2 separate regions of the Homo sapiens genome follow, and region 2 is linked to region 1. A link is an interaction called in ENCODE POLR2A ChIA-PET data of the cell type or tissue named here. Cell type or tissue: Panc1. All regions are shown on one strand. Each heading gives the region's core, and the rest is flanking DNA. Links, peaks and the distances in the headings are about the cores only. Region 1 has its middle 400 kb from the start of LINC01170. Region 2 overlaps LINC01170 (long intergenic non-protein coding RNA 1170).

Region 1 (9,480 bases), core at 2,039-7,038:
AAAACCTGTAAATGAGTTATTTCACTTAAAGGAAATGCAATTTTACCTAAAAGGAGTCTTTTTTTTTCCTTTCAGTGTAAGGCAAGAGTAATTTAATTTAGGAGGCTGTTAACCTCCAATGTAACAGATACATAAATCATATTAAAACCACCTTGGAATTTGTAGTGAGCAATGAAATAGATCCCAAGACCAATAAAAGAACTCAGCTAAGTGACTTATCTAAAATGTACACCAGGTAGCAAAGAAGAGGATTCAGGTTTAATTTAAAAGCAAATATCCAGTTTCCTTTTCCTATTTTTCTATATTTTCCTCTTCACTAAGATATAGTTTCAAAGTAATATTCTTGTTCTTTTTCATTATGCTTTCTTTCCTTTTATTTTTTCTTTCTCTTTTTCAGGCTGAGTTTGATGTAAGTTTGGAAGCTACTAAAAAGGGCTTAGGTCCATTTAAAAATTAAAACCAACTCTGCTTCTCAATTGTTTGATTAAAAATTTTGCCTGATTTAAGTTCACAAAATACTAATAGTATTTTTTGTATGATTATATTATACCAATTGTGTCATCTCAAATTAAAATTTTAAAATGCTATTTTAACATTTCATATAAAAGGAAATAAATTTAAGATTTGGAAACTTGACCAGAATACATGTAATACACATAATAAGAAATTATTCCTTGCAAGTCAAGGTGACATTCTGCCCCTAAAAAATTTTAAATAATTTACTTCATGTGAAAATAATGTAAAGAGTATACATTCCATAAGATACAGAGTAATCAAATACTGCATAACTTTGGTATCTCTCTTTCTCTCTTGATTTTTGCTATGTATCACTAGTAACGATATGTTTGTCAATGGAGCAAAATAAGTTTTAGGAATGATAGTACTAAATTAACATAGCCACTGGACATCTGCTTTTTATAATCTTGATGTCCTACATTATTAAGTTATCAATCTCTGAAATACAGTACTGTTGTCTGTTGCTAACAAAAAGAATATTGTACCAGAAAAGGGAGCATTAAACTATCCCAATAATTGGCATTTCAATAGCCAAAAAAATGCCTCTTGAATTTGCTTCTTACAGGTCTGAACATACTATAGTCTGGCATGAATTGACCCAGGAGTATCCTTGCAGTGTTGAGGTCTCTTCTGTTTACAAAATCTAAAACTGTAGAAAAAGAGCCAACTGGCTTGAAGGGGCAGCCATTGCTTCTATAGCTATGTCTTTGTGTCTTTATTCAGTCTTAATGCCTTTACAGAAAATAGTCCAATTTGGGACCTACAACTACAATAGTCCAATATGGGGCCTACAACTAGTTCCTGACCTCAGTCAAAGCAAATAAAATGTGTTTATTTACCAAAAAGACTTTTACTACTTGTATAAAATGCCCCCTTTGGGAAATAGGTACTGGGTAGATTGTTGAAAGTGAAGATGAATTAGTTTACTTTGGGACAGAATGTAGAGAATAAGATATGATGGCATATATTAGCCTTGGTAAAATCCCAGAGGAAAAGGACACAAAGAAGGGAGTGAAGCAGGAAGGCAGGGAAAGCAATAACAGGGATGGAACTATTATCTACCTGGCCACCCTGATAATAGTTACAGCTGATCACTGGAACATAACGGAGGTTCTGAGAGGCCACAAAACTATTGTGCCTCATGACAGTCTGTCTGTGGGAAAAGAGGAAAAGAACGTACATGTTGGTTTATTTTCATTCACTATTTATCGCTATATCCATATACTTCTCAATTTGTCACGAACTGCTGTAGTGTAGCTAGCATCCTCAGGGCTCTAGTTTGGCCAACATGCAGATGCAGGGACCAACACTGTGTGTGTGTGTGTGTGTGTGTGTGTGTGTGTGTGTGTGTGTGTGTGTGGTGGGAGTGGAGAGCAGTCTAAACCTGGATCCACATCTGCAAAAACAAGCACATGTCATTGCTAGGGCTGTGCCAGAAAGCCAAGCAAATGTGTTCATCTGTGGTCATGCGGAAATATACCCTGTACAAAGAATAAGTCTAGTTTGAGAAAGCTGATTACCTCAGGAAAGGTTAGTTACTTCCTCCCCTGTGTTTCTACAGCACCTAATATACACCAATATTAGTAATTTGAGCCCATTATATCATAACTATTTATGTGTGTGTGTGTCTGTCTGTAAAAGATGGTTAACTCCTTAAGTAGGGTAACCTTATTTCTGGGTTTGTACTCGATTCACTACAGTTTAGTTAACATTGGATAATTATTTTAATTCCTTCTTTTACTTTCAAAGTGTCTTTGTTTGGGTAATGAATTACAGGATCACTGTACTCATAAGATATAGTCATGTTTTATTCAATATTGAAAGTACATTCATGCCTAGTATAACATCTACATCATAAGATGTGTTTAATAAGAGTTTATAACCTTTTGAAAATGGAAATAGTGATAAGATTGAAGAATTTGAATAATTTAGAATGTTAAAAAGAGAAAATAGAGATATTGACAATATTTGCTAAATTTAAAAAATAATTGCTTTCATAGAATTTATTGGATAGAATGCAAAGATATTAAAATTTAAACACATCTGGTATGATTTTAATATTTGCTTACTGAGAGAATTACAAGAGGGAAATAATATTAGTTGATAAATAAGCAATAATAGCTACAGTGGTTGTCCTGTGCCAGACACTAGGCACTTTACATGGATCATTTCATTTCTGGCAGACATTGCTAATGCCTACCCAATTAATAGTCTGTTCTTTCCTAACAGGCCACTGATTTTGTTTGGGGCGGAAATGTGTCCAAACAAAAATCCCTTTAATGTTCTAGCCTCCACTGCAGCAAGTGGTAGCCATGAGACACTGTAATAGCTTCTGAGATGCAGTGGGAATCCAGCAAAAAGATTTCTGAAAAAGGTTTTGCTTCCTTAAAACAGGTAGATACTGGTTCCTTCTTGTCTTTCCTGCATAAAATGTTGATAATAGACTTTCAGGAGGAACAGCAACCTTGCAACCATAAATGTGAAAATCACACATGAGTACATGCTACAGTCTTGGGCTGCCAAATTCTAGGCTTCTTCTTATGTGTGAGAAAGAAATCCCTAACTCTTCAAGCCAATGTTAATTGCATTTTCTGTTGTCTACACCATTTCCAAAAGATACATTATTTACTTTTTATAATATCACTATGGAGTATTAGGTTGAATCATATGAAATACTGATCTATGAAAATGGCAATTGAATTAATTCATTTTTCATAATTAATTTAACAAATATTTATCACACATCTACCATGGGCCAGGAACTAGCACATGCTAGCAAACTAGAAAAAGTCACCCTTATTTTAAAATGTAGTAATGAAATATTACTGTAGACCCTGATATGGTTTGGCTGTGTCCCTACCCAAATCTCATCTTGAATTTCAGTTCCCCACATGTTGTGGGAGGAACCTGGTGGGAGATAATTGAATCATGGGAGCGTTACCTTCATGCTGTTCTCCTGATACTGAGTGAGTTCTCATGAGATCTGATGGTTTTATAAGGGACTTTTCTCCCTTTTGCTTGCCACTTCTCCTTCCTGTCACCTTATGAAGAAGGACATGTTTGCTTCCCCTTCTGCCATGATTGTAACTTTCCTGAGGCCTCTCCAGCCATGTGGAACTGTGAGTCAATTAAACCTCTTTCTTTTATAAGTTACCCAGTTTCAGGTATGTCTTTATTAGCAGTGTGAGAACGGACTAATACAACTCCCAAATTCATAAAACTGGAACCATAGTTAACTAAACCAAAAGGATAATGACCTGAATATAAAAGTCAGATATGATAGGATGAATATTATACAGATGTATTAGTTGAAGCCAAACAGATAATTGCCTTTCAACATACATTTGGGAACAATTTGAAGTTTAGTATCATGTATAGTGGCTGTTATAAAGTTGAGAAAATTGGAGCTCTGTAAACACAGGAAAAATAGAATAGGGTAATTCCTCTAAGAGATTGCAGTTTAAAAAGAGGAGGCCAAGATTCAGGATCCATTGGTGAGCTGCTTTAGTTTCTCTACAATTTCTGTTTAAAATGTAGGCCATGGACTTTGGACAGCAGCTTCAATCTGAGTTTATATCCAAGTAATTTTTTTTCTTGCCAAGAACAACCAGACTTGGCAGGAAATGCTGACACACAAGCGTCAGTTCCCCAGCAGTACCAAATCTATCTTCTAAGAACTGTGGTCAGACACCGTAATGAGGCTTTCATGGGGAAAAATAATAGTTCTTGACCTGACACCTGAAAAACTAAACAAAACAAAAGCCAAAAAAAGTTACTTTAGTCGATTCTAAAAATTCATTTTAGTTGGAAGGATTCCTCTTTAGTTTTTCTTTTTATTTTCCTAATATGTCTCCTGTAAAAAAATCTTGATTTGAGAAGCAAAGTATACTTTCCAAACATCTAGGCAGAAAGGCTACTCTAATGGTGTGTTTTATCAAACAATTACTTTGTGATATGCACACCACAAGATTTAACTTGAAAGTTGGGGATAAAATTCAATTTTGCTTTGCAAGATTTTTGAGTATTTCCTAGTAAGAAAGCATGCCATTTTGTCTTCACATCTTGAGGAACTGGAAAAAAAAAAAAAGCGTCAATGAGAACATTGAAGGTTTTCACTAAATAATATTAAATAACGTTTAAATGGTGATTTCCTATCTCTATTTATGGTTCAGGCCTTCTAGCTTGCTAATTCCAAGTAACAGGATCCTTTGGTAGATAAGATGGGTGTTGAAATGCCTCTTTTCCCCAGCAGAGTATACTTAATTAGGTGTTTTCTGCTTGTGTTGAGGTTATTAGCTCATCAAAAAAGTACTGATATTTTCTGGGGGGAGCTTAGGGTGGCTTTGGGTCCTGGTCTGCCTGACTCCATCTTCTCCAAAGAGAATATATGTCCTGCATGAAGGGACCTGAGGAACTTATGATCCTGTTTTTGTCAGGTGGCATAAGGATGGAGCTGATACGAAAGTGCTGGGGAGGGAAGAGCGTGGTCCCTTTAAATAATATGAGAAGGGGTAAGGGAAGTGCTGAGGTGAGGAGATTGTGGTCCCTGGCTAGGGTTCCACCCCCATGGACCTAGGTGAGGACAGGCATTTCCTGCCCAAATGTTTTCCCAAGACCATGCTGGCCTTCCATGCCCCCATCCTGTGCCTATAAAAACCCAAGACCCTAGTGGACAGACACACAAGTGGCTGAACATCGTGAGAACACAGCGGCAGAAAAAGACACAAGTGGCTGGTCCTCGAGAGGAGCACCCCAGCAGAAGAGCATGCCGACAGGCACTGGCATGCCGGCAGGCCATCAACCGGTGGGATGAGGCCAAGTTTGGTGGGGGCAGTCAAAGAAGAGCTGGGGCCACCAAGCAGCCCAACTCCAGGGGAAAACCATCTCCCTTCTGGCTCCCCAGTTGGCAGATAGCTACTTCCACTCAATAAAACTTTGCACTCATTCTTAAAGCCCATGTGTGATCTGATTCTTCCAGTACACCAAGGCAAGAACCCAGGATACAGAAAGCTCTCTGTCCTTGCAACAAGGTAGAGGGTCTAATTGAGCTTGTTAACACAAGCCACCTATAGGCAAACTGAAAGAGCACCCTGTAACACATGCCCACTGGGGCTTCAAGAGCTATAAAGATTCACCCCTAGACACTGCTGTAGGGTTGGAGCCCCACAGCCTGCCCATCTGTATGCTCTCCTAGAGGTTTGAGCAGCTGGGCACTGAAGAAGTGAGCCACACCCCCATTGGATGCCCTGTGAAGGGGACAAGGGAACATTTCCCGTTTCAGAGCCAACATAGGAATAAGAGATAACAGCAGCCACAGATAATCATGTATTAAAGAAAGATTATTTCTTTTTTTAAAACAAATTATTTAACTCTTAAAAAAACAACAAAAATGAATCCTGTAAGGGCTTTCAGAGCTAATGATGAATAAGCTCCAGCTCATGAAAAACTGTGTTCCAACCAAGCAGTCTACTGAAAACAAGTGCTTGGATTTCATCATAAACTAAAAGAAGAAAAACTAAAAACAAACAAAATCCTTGGTTTATTTTGATAATGAAAATAAGGAAAATTTATAATTAAATAAATGTTATGCATGCTCAAAAGTATGAAACTTTTAAAAGCTGGTTTATTTCTAACTATAAGGGAAATATATGTTGACTGTGGAAATGCTGGAATACATTGAAACATACAAAGTAGAGTCCCCATAAACTGCTAACAAACAATATCTATTATTTAGAACTTTTGCTCTGTGTGTGTATGTATCTATATGTATTTTCTTCTTTTTAGGTTTGAATATATGTTAATAAAACTTGTACATATATTTAGTATAAAAGCTAATACTGCAATTATATCTTTGAACCCAATGCCATATTTTTAGAATTTTTTTTTATATCCAAGCCCTTTTTTCTCAAAAGCGTAATTTTGATGTTGCAGAGTATGGTAGACAGACTTTAAGCGTAGCCCACATTATCCCCACCTCCTGGTGTTTGCATTCTGGTGTGCTTTTTGAGTTTGAGTGGGACCTGTGACTTGCTTCTAACAAATAGAATATGTCAATTTGATAGGACGTGCAAGATCACTTGTATATGAATGACATTATATTACATCAAATGAGAGTACCCATCTTTCAGGAGTCTCTCTCTTTCCCTTGCTGGCTTTGAGGAAGCAGATGGTCATGTTGAGAATCCCTACATAGCAAGGAACTGCAGGTGACCACTAGTGGCTGAGGATAGAATTCCAGCTGACAGACACCAAGAAACTGAAGCTCTTAGTCCTATAGCTGCAATTCTGCCAACAGCCTGAGTGAGCCTGGAGCAGATCCATCCCCAGTCAAGCCGCAGATGACACTGCAGCCCCTGTCAGCATCTTGGTTGCAGCCTTGTGATATTCTAAGCAAGAGACCCAGCTAAACTCTGCCTGCACTCTTGACTCACAAAACTGTGAAATAATAAATGTGTGTTGTTTTAAGCTACTAAGTAATATTGTTACATAGCAGTAGTAATATTAAAAGTACTTCATCCTAGGAATATGTTATGATTTATTTAGCCAAGCACTTATTAATAAGGCCAGTTAGATTGTTTCTAATTTAAAAATTTTTATAAGTCTGTGATAACTATTCTTGTACATACAAATTTTTAGTTAAAAAGTGATCAATTTTGTGTGCATTTATTGTTTTTAAAATTATATGCTGAGTCCTGATATATTTACCTAGATACATATTTCCTGTTTGCTGATGGATATCTTCCAGGACTTCTAAACTGATGAAAATACAAAGATAAGCAATATACTGAATAAGAACATGGGATTGCCTAGGAACTCTCAACGTGGATAGCATCTAGGTATGCTAGGAGAAAGTTTGCTGAATGAATGTACAGTAATCTCCCTAGGAACTTATTATCCAAAGAAACAAATGTATTTTTAAAAGCATTCCACATAAAATACACTTGAGATTCAGTTTAATAGGGAACAGGGACTTTTTCGCCCCATAGGCCCATAGGCTTAATTGGCCCAATTGATCATTGCATTTCTCTTTTCAGCCTTATACATTTTTCTTTAAAGATCTGCAAAAGCTATAAAACTTTAGGTATCCCATCCTATAAAATTAATTTCTAATTCTACATAAGAAATGTATAAAAGATGGCTCTGAATGCTAAATGCTTATGAATATTTATAATGCAAATAACTAATAGAAATGCATTTTCCCCCCTTTTTTGGTCAGACAATTGTAGGAATTGACTGTAATTACCGACATAAATGAAGATTCATGTCAGCACTATCATACTTATGCTAATTGGAAAAGCCTGGACTACTTTAAAAATTATGATTTACTTTTGGGACTTCTATCCAAGCCTGTCCAAGTATTCAAAATCAGGACTAGCCTATGCAAACCTACAGGGGACAGATGGGCAATTAATGAGTGGGAAGGATGAGGTGAGGGCTGGCAAGATTCAACTGGAGAATCCTGGCTTCATCTAATGCAGGCAGCTACCATGCAGCATACATGGAAGTGGGCTGAGGATTGGCAGATCTTTGAATTTTTCAAGACAAAGCTAGGAGATTTCGATTTTTTTTTGGTGATTTTTAAAAATTTTTTTAATGTGCTACAAGCCAAATAAAACATGTCTACATGCTGGATTCAGTCAACAGACTGCCTATTTGTGACCCATAGTCTTAGTATTTATTTCTTAAATATGACAATAATTGTATGCCTATTTAGCAACTGAGGGGAAAAAGAGAGTGAAACTGGGAATTAATAAGAGCAAACTTGCAAAAAAGGATTGCCAGACAGGCATAAAACCAATAAATCAATTTATATGATTGGCTTAATGTACTATCCATAGGAGATCAGATTGTCACCGAAGGAATTTGTCCTGAAATTCACAAATGATGTAAATTTTAGAACATGTGCTTATGAAGATTTTTTTTTTGATCCAGCTCCTGCAGGAGAGATGATTTTTATCAACATGGTTTTTGGTGGAATAAACCTTACAGGTAAATATGTAGAGAATTAATTATTCAAAAAGAAGAAATGAAAGCAATAAATCATATCAAAAAAGGTTCTGATAATGCTATACCTGGTTGTCATGAATGTAGGCAAACAATTAGCAGACATTCAGCTCTGCTTTCCAAATACACAGTGTTTGATCATTGAACTAGACAGTACTCTCTTTGGCAAAGCTCGCTCTGCATCTTGAATTTCAAAAGCATTGAAGTAACCTTATGAGCCAGCTTTCTTGAAAGAGCTCTCCCATAGTGGACATAAAAAATGCAAAATGTTCTATGAAAATATGCTCTCAGAGCTACATGATACTACATCCAGCGAAACTAAAGTTCTTCTAATATAAGCAGGTCAGGTTATAATGTTCTCTTAATTTTAGCAGAGATCTTGCTTTTTATAACTTGCTATGTCAATATCTTTGTTAATTCACATCTTAATTTTAGCTAGTCTAGGAAATTAGATAGTTGCTTGTGCAGTTAGAAATACAAGACAGAAAATTCATAGGAGACTTTTTTTTTCTTCAAGATGGAAGTAGTCTTTCACCTAGAAAGGTCAAACATTCTCCATTTGATGATTTACTACACTCTACAGAAAAACATAGGGAATTTTTGCAACATCTTGAGATTCACATAAGAATAAGAAAAAGAAAATAAACACAAAGACTTGCAGCAGGAAAATGTACAGCTTTCCAAAGAATAAGAGACAAGAGGGGAGTCTGGAGGAACGTGTAAGTAGGCATTTCACATGGGAAAGAAGATAAATAGGTAGGAGAGGCAGAGAGCAGAGCAGGAAATCAAACTGGCTGAAAGAAGCCTCAGTATGAGACAAGAGACACAAAGGCAGGAGCTTCCTGAAGTGCAGATATGAGCAATTATATAATGGGTTGCATGGAGTTTCTTTTCATCCTTTATCCCTTCATAGCAAAATGTTTCTTTATTTTAGTTTAAAATACCTGAATAATTGCTTTG
Region 2 (9,480 bases), core at 2,204-7,203, 330 kb after region 1:
CTTAATGCCAGTCTATTAATTAATAGTGAGAAATCTTCTTTAAAGGACACTGACCAACACCACTTCTTTCTACAATGTCCCATAGTTGGGGATCAAGGAGTTGGACCATCAGGATGAGTGTTTAATAGAATCAATAACAGCCTAGTGCATCCAGAGAAATGAACACTATTTATCAGTGATCAGAGCTCATACCCCTGAGCCTGGGTCACAGCTTTCTCAGTTAATAATGGAGAAAAACCTCCAGTATTTTTTTTTTTTTTTTTTTTTAGGGACAGAGTCTCTCTGTCACCCAGGCTGCAGTACAGTGGCATGATCTTGGCTCACTGCAACCTCCACTTCCCAGGTTCAAGCGATTCTCCTGCCTCAGCCTCCCAAGTAGCTGGGATTACAGATGCATACCACCACATCCAGTTAATTTTTGTATTTTTTTAGTAGAGACAGGGTTTCACCATGTTGGCCAGGCTGGTCTCAAACTCCTGATCTCAGGTGATCCACCCACCTTGGCCTCCCAAGGTGCTAGGATTATAGGCATGAGCCACCACACCTGGCCCAAATCTCCAATATTTTTATCTTAAATTCCTATATTCTGTATTCTGGATAGATCATTACTGACTATTCCTCTCCTTCAACATATTAATATTATTCATACTAGATCAGCTATTGGCATGCTAGTATTGTGAGGCAATGCCTTAGTCTTTTTTTAATAGCTTTACTAAAATATAATTCATATATCATGCAATTCATTCATTTAAGTATACAATTCAAAGCCTTTTAGTATATTTAGAGTTGTGCTTCCATCACCATAGTCCATTTTAGAACATTTTCACCACCCCAAAAAGAACTCCAACACTGCTTACACATGATTTCTCAATTCCCCTATTCCCACATGGCCCTAGGCAACCAGTAATCTTCTTTCTGTCCCTATGGATTTGCCTATTAAAGGCATTTAATATAAATGGAAACATACAATATGTATTTTTGTGTCTTTTTTTTTCACTTAGCATGATATTTCCAAGGTCCATTCATGTTGTGGTATGTATTAGTACTTCATTCCTTTTTATTGCCAAATAATATTCCATTGTGTGGATATACTACATTTTATTCATCCTCAGTTGATGGACATTTGGGTTGTTTCCACTTTTTTGGCTATTGTGAACAATGTAGCTATGAATACTCACGGCAAGATTTTACATGAACATATATTTTTAATTCTCTTAGGTATTATACTTAGGGTTGGAATGGGTCATACGGTAGCTCTAGTTTTTTGAAGAGCTGCCAAATTGTTTTTCAAAGTTGTTGCACCATTATAAATTCCCACCAGCAGTGCAAAAGGATTTTAATTTCTCCACATCTTGCCAACACTTGTTATTACCTGTCCTTTTGATTACAGCCGTCATAAGAGATGTGAAGTGGTATCTCTTGCTGTTTTGATTTGTACTTCCCTAATGGCTGATTGTCTTAGTTTGTTGCAGAAAATATTTCAATGACCCCCACTACAAGCCACTGCCTCTGAGAGTATCTTGCTGTGACTTCTTTTTTCTTCCTAGATGACTAACAGCCAATATAGGCTTTACTTCAGCAAGACAGCTATCCAAGAAGGTACTTTTTGGCCCAGATATTTGTGATAGCCTGTTACACATCATTTTTGCAATGGGGAAGAAGATAAGTAAGATATTAGGAATAACTTCTTCATCTCAAAGCAAGGGCATTAGGGAGGGCACGGAGGGAGGGTCTCAGAGGAAAAGTTGAAATCAAATTTCATCATTAATTCGCTATTTAGAACCAAACTTTAATGTTCTGTCATCAGTGATGTCAGTGATGTTATATTTACATGCCACTTATGTGGAAGGAGAGAAATAGAAGCTAAAAATGGTATCGAGAAAGCAGCATACGAGCCCTGCTTCTAACTTCTGTTCTTGATGGTTTTAAAAAAGCACTAACTTTAGGTTAAAATTTTTTAAGACAGAGAAAATGATTTCCCCATGGGGTTATTGTGAGGGCTAATTAAGATAAATTTGTTGAGCCTACTTGATAAACTTTAAAACACTAAGTAAGATATTATCTGACACTTATTAATAGTAAGAATAGCTCATATTTACTGAAAATTTGTTTTATGCTGGGGCTGGACTTCAAATCCACCCAATATAGTGTCTTTATGGTACTTAAAAAAAGAAATTCCAACCTCATGTAACAATTTTTTTTTTTTTTTTTGAGACGGAATCTCGCAATGTCGTTCAGGCTGGAGTGCAGTGGCATGATATCTGCTCACTGCAACCTCCACCTCCCGGGTTCAAGTGATTCTCCTGCCTCAGCCTCCCAAGTAGCTGGGATTACAGGTGCCTGCCACCATGCCTGGCTAAATTTTTGTATTTTTAGTAGAGATGGGGTTTCACTATGTTGGCCAGGCTGGTCTTGAACTCCTGACCTCATGATCTGCCTGCCTCAGCCTCCCAAAATGCTGGGATTACAGGAGTGAGCCACCGTGCCCGGCCTTAAGTAACAATTTTTTAAATTTTTATATTATTACACAATCTGTATCACTGGCTGAAGTCATAAATGGGCTTAAATGCTCACACATACCCCTATGTCAATGCACAACACAGCTAGTAGCACTCATACTCAATGTTCCCAACTGTTTTAGTCCATTTTCACACTGCCATAAAAAACTACCTGAGACTGGGTAATTTATAAAGAAAAGAGGTTTAACTGACTCATAGTTCCACATGGCTGAGGAGGCCTCAGGAAGCTTTCAATCATGGCGGAAGGTGAAGGAGAAGCAAACATCAACTTACATGGCGGCAGGAGAGAAAGAGAGCTAGCAACGGGAAACTGTCAAACACTTTTAAACAATCAGTTATCGTGAGAACTCACTCATTATCATGAGAGCAGTATGGGGGAAACTGCCCCCATGATCCAATTACCTCCCATCAGGTCCCTCCCTCGACACATGGGGATTACAGTTCAACATGAGATTTGGGTGGGGACACAGAGCCAAACTGTATCACCAACCTTGTAGATGGGGGAAGGGGTAGACATAGGGCCTCTCAATACAGCAAGCTTCCAAAAGAAACAACCTCAGGACAAAGTTGGGCAGGGCACAACCTCACAAACATCTGCATGCCAAGTGAGTATGTGTATGTCCTACCAAGTATGGGCATGGGTACACTCACATGTTTGGATTTATCACCTGGGTTCTTGCATATGGCTGCATCCATCTAGAGTTTTGATTGGGCTGGAAGGTCTAAGACAACCTCACTTCTATGTCTGGAAGCTCACAATCTGTTCACTCAGGCAAATCATTTCACCTATATATGACCGCTCATCCTTCAATAGGCTAAATTGGCTTCCTGTCATGGTGGTCTCAGCACACTGTTTCAAAAAAGCAAAGGCAGAAACTACATAGTCTTTGTAGATCCCAGAACTCACGCAACGTCACTTCTGCTACATTCATAGTCAAAGCCAGCCCAGATGCAATGAAGTGGAGGAATAGACTCTACCTCTTGATGTTATAAAATATTATATGTCATATTTATTGCACCCCACTCATATGCAGGAGCCATGCTTTACTTACAACAATGCCATGAGCTTACTGCAACACCATGAGAGCAACTATAATTTTATTCACTTTTTAGATTAAAAAATTGAGATCCAAGCTTAAAAGCACAGTTCTTGTGACACATCTGGGTTTGAACCCAAGTCTGTCTGACATGACACCTACTATTGAATCTAGAGATTTGAATTTTGCTTGCTATGATCAAAGCTCCTATGGAAATTTCTCTCTCCTCCATACTTCAATATGTCAGGATTCAACAAACTGTTTCCTTCAAGTATATGTATCCAAGAGATTCAGCTTCCCCTTTGGAAGATTTTAATGCCCTATCTCTGATCTCTAATTTTGCCCTTCCCCTAAAGTCTACTTTTCATTTATAGAAATGGATTATAATTCCGGCCAAATTCAATCTCAGAATCATGTGTAAATTTTTGAGAAAATATGAATTTTTCCTATTTACCTGAAAAGTTTATTTAATTTTTTAGGCTAATAGAGCAGATGCAGAGGTTCTATAGACTGGGCAATAATTTAGCCCTGGTTTTAATTTTGAGTCTTTTATTTATATTCGGATATACTTTGGTCACTTCAGTTGAAGTAATTTATTCAAAGTAGACTTAAATGTGAGAAGAAGGACCACAGAGAAAACATATCACCACCTTTGTGGAAAGATAGAAACAAGAGTAGATGAAGATTACAAGATCAGATTTATTTGAGTTGTACAAATGAATGGCAATTTGATCTTGGCCAAGTCATTTCACTAGTTTGGGCCCAAGTTTTTTCATCTCTTACATGAGAGAATGACACTGGATACCCTCTTGGATCTTTCAGCTCTGACATTATTTGATTCTAGTGCCAGAGCATAATTTCACCATATATACCACACATTTTTATTCCAAAACACATTGACATCATGTTAAATTAGGTTGACTCAAGTTCCTCATGTAAACAATTGTGGCTATTGCCAAAATTTGCTAACAAACAGAAAATAAGTATGTTTCAAGTTCTTTCCTTTAGTGCTCTGAGCACATTTTTGATGTGTTGAAAAACTGCAAGGTATTTCTGTATGCTGCTCTTTGACTCACCAGATCACCCCAAAAATATTTCACGGAACCTCTTTCCTATTTTTTTCTGGAACATCATCCAAAGTTGAACAGAAATATTTGAACAAGATGTCTTGATTTAAAAAAAAAAAATACATCTGTGTCAGAGAAAAAAGCAAACATACAAACTAGATTTTAATCTTTCTGTTTGATAAACCAAAGCACATTGATAAGCTCCTGCCAAGTAGTTGAAATGTATTATAAACGAACATAACTTTTGTTGGACAGTGTGCTAACTGAGCTGAAGACTATAGCCTAAAGACGTTTATAACTAGACAGAGACACCATAGGATATGGGGTTCGCAGGAAAAACCATGACTGAAACTGTGAAATGTTTTGGAAAGCAAGAATTCTAAACTATCATCTTCCCAGCAGATCTGATTACTCTCATGTGTTCTGATTTCACAGCAAACACTGATCCAATTGACATTTGGGGAGAAAGTTCCCCAAACAAATGATTAGTGGCATTCTTGGAAATATTTCTGGATTATGTATTATGAGAAGGCCTAGTATCATCATAACTCAAGTTTATATCCACTGAGTTTCTTTGACTAAAAGGAATCTTGAGTAAGGACATGAGCTCAGACCTTAACACACACTGCTCTTTGGCACGCAGACTGGTAACCACATGACCTTCACTAAAAGTCTTAACACCAGGCAGCTTAATCTAATGTGCAGTTGGATCCAGCATCTTGGAACTGTTTCTGTTCTTCCTGAATGTCCCACAGGACTCATCTGAACACAGAGCTCCCATCCCCTTTGCAAGTGACTTGATGTTTGAGATCAGCCCGGGATGTCAAGGAAAAAGTCTTCACAGTCCTTACCTTTTCTCCACACAAAGGCCAAAGGCCACTATAGTGTGACTGAGGATAGCATGAAGAGAAGGAAATCAGTATTGTCTTCACTAGAAGTTTCTCTTTGCCTTGCCTTGGCAGCTGGAGAGGCTAGCCTCCACAAAGGCTTTCTCTAATGTCCACCACTGTCTTTTATGTCAAATGCACCTATCCTTTCCTATCCCTTGACACAGCCTTTGACTCAGCAAACCTGCCAGTTACACTCCCCTAGCTGTCTTTTGCTCCTTACTTTAAGTATCCTAATTTTCTCTGACTCAATTTTCAATTAAAACTAATTTGCTCTCCCATCTGAAGAAGTGGTATAGGCATACTAGTTAGTGTATGTCATTCTTGTATTTCCCTCTAAGTCTTTAAGAAAGCTCATCTAGGTAGTAAATAATACACTTGACAAGAATTGTTCTTTCTCATGAAAAAACTTTCACTTTTACTAGGATAGCACTGCAGCTAGGCCTTGGGACTGAAAAAGGGAGGGATTTCCTCTACTCACAGGGAAAGTATTTGGAAACCTGGAGATAGGAGTAGTCTAGGCACAGCATACAACTGAGAAAGGAAATCCTCTGGACCCTGTCACCAGCAACACGGTCAAGCTTTGAAGAATTTGGGGGACGGGGACACAGATTCCTCCTTCTACACCTATATGCAGACAAAAAATGACAGCCAGGATCACAGCTTGGAAAATGGACAACGTGTTTTTTTCAGGGACAGGCCCCCTGATTTACAATGGATACCTGGCCAGCCCCTAACTTCAAGCAGTGCACAAGGAGCTCAACCCCAGGGAAGTTGGGCCATCTGGATTTCATCAGTGTCACACTGGGCAGCAGTATCAACAACAGCCACAAACAAAGACTCCTCCGTAGGCTGAGACAGATCTCAGGCATTTTCTTCTCTGCTCAAAGACTGGTAATCAGAATTGAACCTTTGGTCTCAGGTATAATTACTGCTCTTCTTGGGAATCATCAAGCGAAACCCCAGGGTGGAAAAATATGGCATTCCCTTGGTTACAGGAGACAAGGGCTCAGAGTCATTGAATTTAAATATTTAAGTTCCCAAGACTGGGGAAATTAAAAAAAAATTAATTTCAGAATATTGTCCTAGTACTGTTGAGCTGCTATGATAAAATACCTTAAACTGGATAGCCTAAATGAGAGAAATTTATTTCTTACAGTTCTAGAGGCTGGGAAGTTCAAGATCTAGGCACCAACAGATTTGGTGTGGGATGAGGGCCTGCTTTCTGGTTCATAGATGGTGGATTTTCATTGTGTCCTCACATGGTGGAAGGAGCAATCCTCAGGCCTCTTTTATAAGGGCATTAATCCCACTCACAAGGGTCCTACCCTCATGACCTAATCACCTTACAAAGTCCGCATGTCCTAATACCATCCCTTGAGGGTAAGGGATTCAACATTTGAATTTAGGAGAAACATAAACATTCAGACCATAGCACAGGGTAAAAGGGCTCAGAATCACTGAGTCTATATACATTTTCTACCCTAAACTGAAGAAATAAGGAATATCAATTTCATGTCTGTGGATTTTTGGATTGTCCAGCATCCATCTTCTTTCTATTACCACTCTAATTCCTTTTGAGAAATTACTTTTTTCCTATAAGACACAGTCTGATGGGACAGTAACCAGGGCCCATACCCTTCCCTACCCATGAGACTAGCACAAGATTGCAACTGGGCCTACTACTCTACTACCGCCCTTTCACTAGTATTCAAATCTGAGCGTAGGATCAAAGGGACTGGAAATGAATAGCATACACTCCATCCTCATGGACAGTTCCTGCTGTGGCCTCTAGAATGTCCTGCTTCTTTGCCCTCTGAAAAGGCCTTATTTCTTGTCACATCCCTAGCATGATCTTCTAGGCTCCTGGCTATTCTGTGAGCCTCAATATACTTCCACTAAATTCTCTCTAGCTTCAGTTAGCCACAGTTCATTTCCAGGCTTATAATCAAAGGCATGGAACTAATACACACCAACCTGTATACAACAACTAATAGTTCACAGAGCATTTACTCATTTTGTACCCTATTCCCTCCCACAACGCTCTGACACTAGTAGACCAGATATTATTCTCATTTGACATGTCTGATTTTTAAAAAATCTCAAAGGGTTTAAACAACAAGAAAGTGTGCCCCAGCTCAAGACTTTTGGTTTCACATCTAGTAACTCTTCACTGCAGTGAGATGTGTCACTCATCTGTTCCCCATAAAACAGCAAAAGGAAGACAAGCTAATTGGAAACACTCTCGCTCCTTTGCTAGCATTCATGTGACTAATATATCATGGGCCTCTTTTAAAATTTCCCTTTTAATGCACAGGGCTGTAGATGTAAAAACATTCTTTAATATACTGTAGCAATGTTCATGGAGCCAGACCACAACAGAGTGACGTATTTACATTTGGAAACATTGAAGGTGATGGCAAATTGGCTCTGATGGCACCTAAACTGCTGCCTTTTAAAGAAAAGATACCTAAGTCTGACATCACCGTAGAAAGAAATGACTTCCTCGAAACAAAAATATACATGCCAATTCCCTAAAAGAGCATGGACACTAATAAAGAGGAAGCTGAAAATAGGCCATGCATAGGCAATAAGTACCTGGGAGTTATTCTAACTATGGAGGATTCTAGACTTTTTCCTTTACTCATAGAAGGACTAATTTTAAAGCATCATTGAAACTTAATTGATCATTACAAGATTTGTCTGAAGCCAGTAATATTCTTTTGATATTTAAAATCAGTGGATAATTTGCCCAAAGTCACATTTTGGATCCTCGGCAATATTTGGTGCAGCAGGCAAATAGTTTAGTCTAAAATTATCACACTGAAAAATCACCCCAAAGCCTAGGACTTCACCCAACACCAGAACTGAACTATAAAATCAAGAGCTTGTGGTCTCAGCATCACCATTTAGACTCCTCTCTCTCAGAATAAGTGTTTCTCATAGAAAAATGAGAAAAAAAAACTCAGTTCCTGATATTGCCTGCTTTTCTGTCTTACACTATGTCTCAATTTAGAAGAAAGAATACTTCATAAAAATGCTTGATATATAAGCACTAAAGAAAAAGATATGACAGAAACCAATATATAAACATGTTGAGTTCATGGAGGCTTTAAAATATTTTATTTACATATAAAATGTCCACTTGTCAACATCTATTCTGGCCCTTTTATAATAAAAGATACCAGCTAGATAAAATGTATTTTATAAATAACAGCCATTTCATGACCTTATATGAAAAATCTAGGGACAATACTTCTATTTCAAAGGCTCCAAATTCTAAAATCAGATGGTCTTTTATGCTTGGGAAAATGTGAAAAAAATTTCCTCCTTAATAAAATGCATCTACATATACAATTGAACTATTTGAACCTATTGGTATCACTCATGCTTTGGTAATATTAACATATTAACTGACTCCACAGTTTGTTCACAGTTGAGTTGATTTGATATGCTTCTTAATTTTTACAAAATGGATTTATTGAAACAAAACTAAAATTTCTACAGCTCTAAAATATGTCAAAGTTTAAAACTGACCAGCACACAAAAGAAAGACAGGAAGTAAAGCAGAAAAGAATAAAAGGACTTATATAACCTTCAATGGTCACATAATTATATGGCATTCCAATAAGAATGTATCAAAACAACCATGAAAAGAGATCTATGAAACTGTTCTTTTTATTCTTACCTAGATAAAAAGCAGATTGAAAATAGTTTCTAGAGTGATGGTTGCGGAGCATTAAGTTCAATGTTAGGGCCACAGGTCAAATTTTGATGCCACTTTCTATCCCTCTCTCTTTCTCAATCACTTTCTCTCTCTCTTTTAAGAGATGGGTCTCACTATATTGCCCAGGCTGGCCTGGAACTCCTGGGCTCAAGTGATCCTCCTGCCTCAGCCCCACAAGTAGTTGGGATTACAAGCATGTGCCACCACACCCAGTTCTTTGGTACCTCTCTTAATTCTGTCTTC

The links. Peaks named below come from ENCODE experiments on the same cell type or tissue, not always from the same donor. Only the 100,000 strongest peaks of a DNase experiment are listed, where the experiment ranks them.
Region 2: POLR2A ChIA-PET joins it to region 1 with 6 read pairs; 1 of 35 experiments calls an interaction of 5 or more read pairs at or near these places.

The regions. Positions count from the first base shown.
Region 1 is chr5:124,036,872-124,046,351 of GRCh38, forward strand. No RefSeq gene overlaps it. Among named protein-coding and RNA genes, the nearest start is that of LINC01170, 400 kb to the right of the region's middle. In Panc1, for the core only: a CTCF peak has its summit at 6,729; no DNase peak of the experiment used is centred there; H3K27ac peaks cover 562 bases.
Region 2 is chr5:124,366,349-124,375,828 of GRCh38, forward strand. All of the region lies in intron 4 of LINC01170 (long intergenic non-protein coding RNA 1170), which reads right to left. Among named protein-coding and RNA genes, the nearest start is that of LINC01170, 67 kb to the right of the region's middle. In Panc1, for the core only: no CTCF peak of the experiment used is centred there; no DNase peak of the experiment used is centred there; H3K27ac peaks cover 946 bases.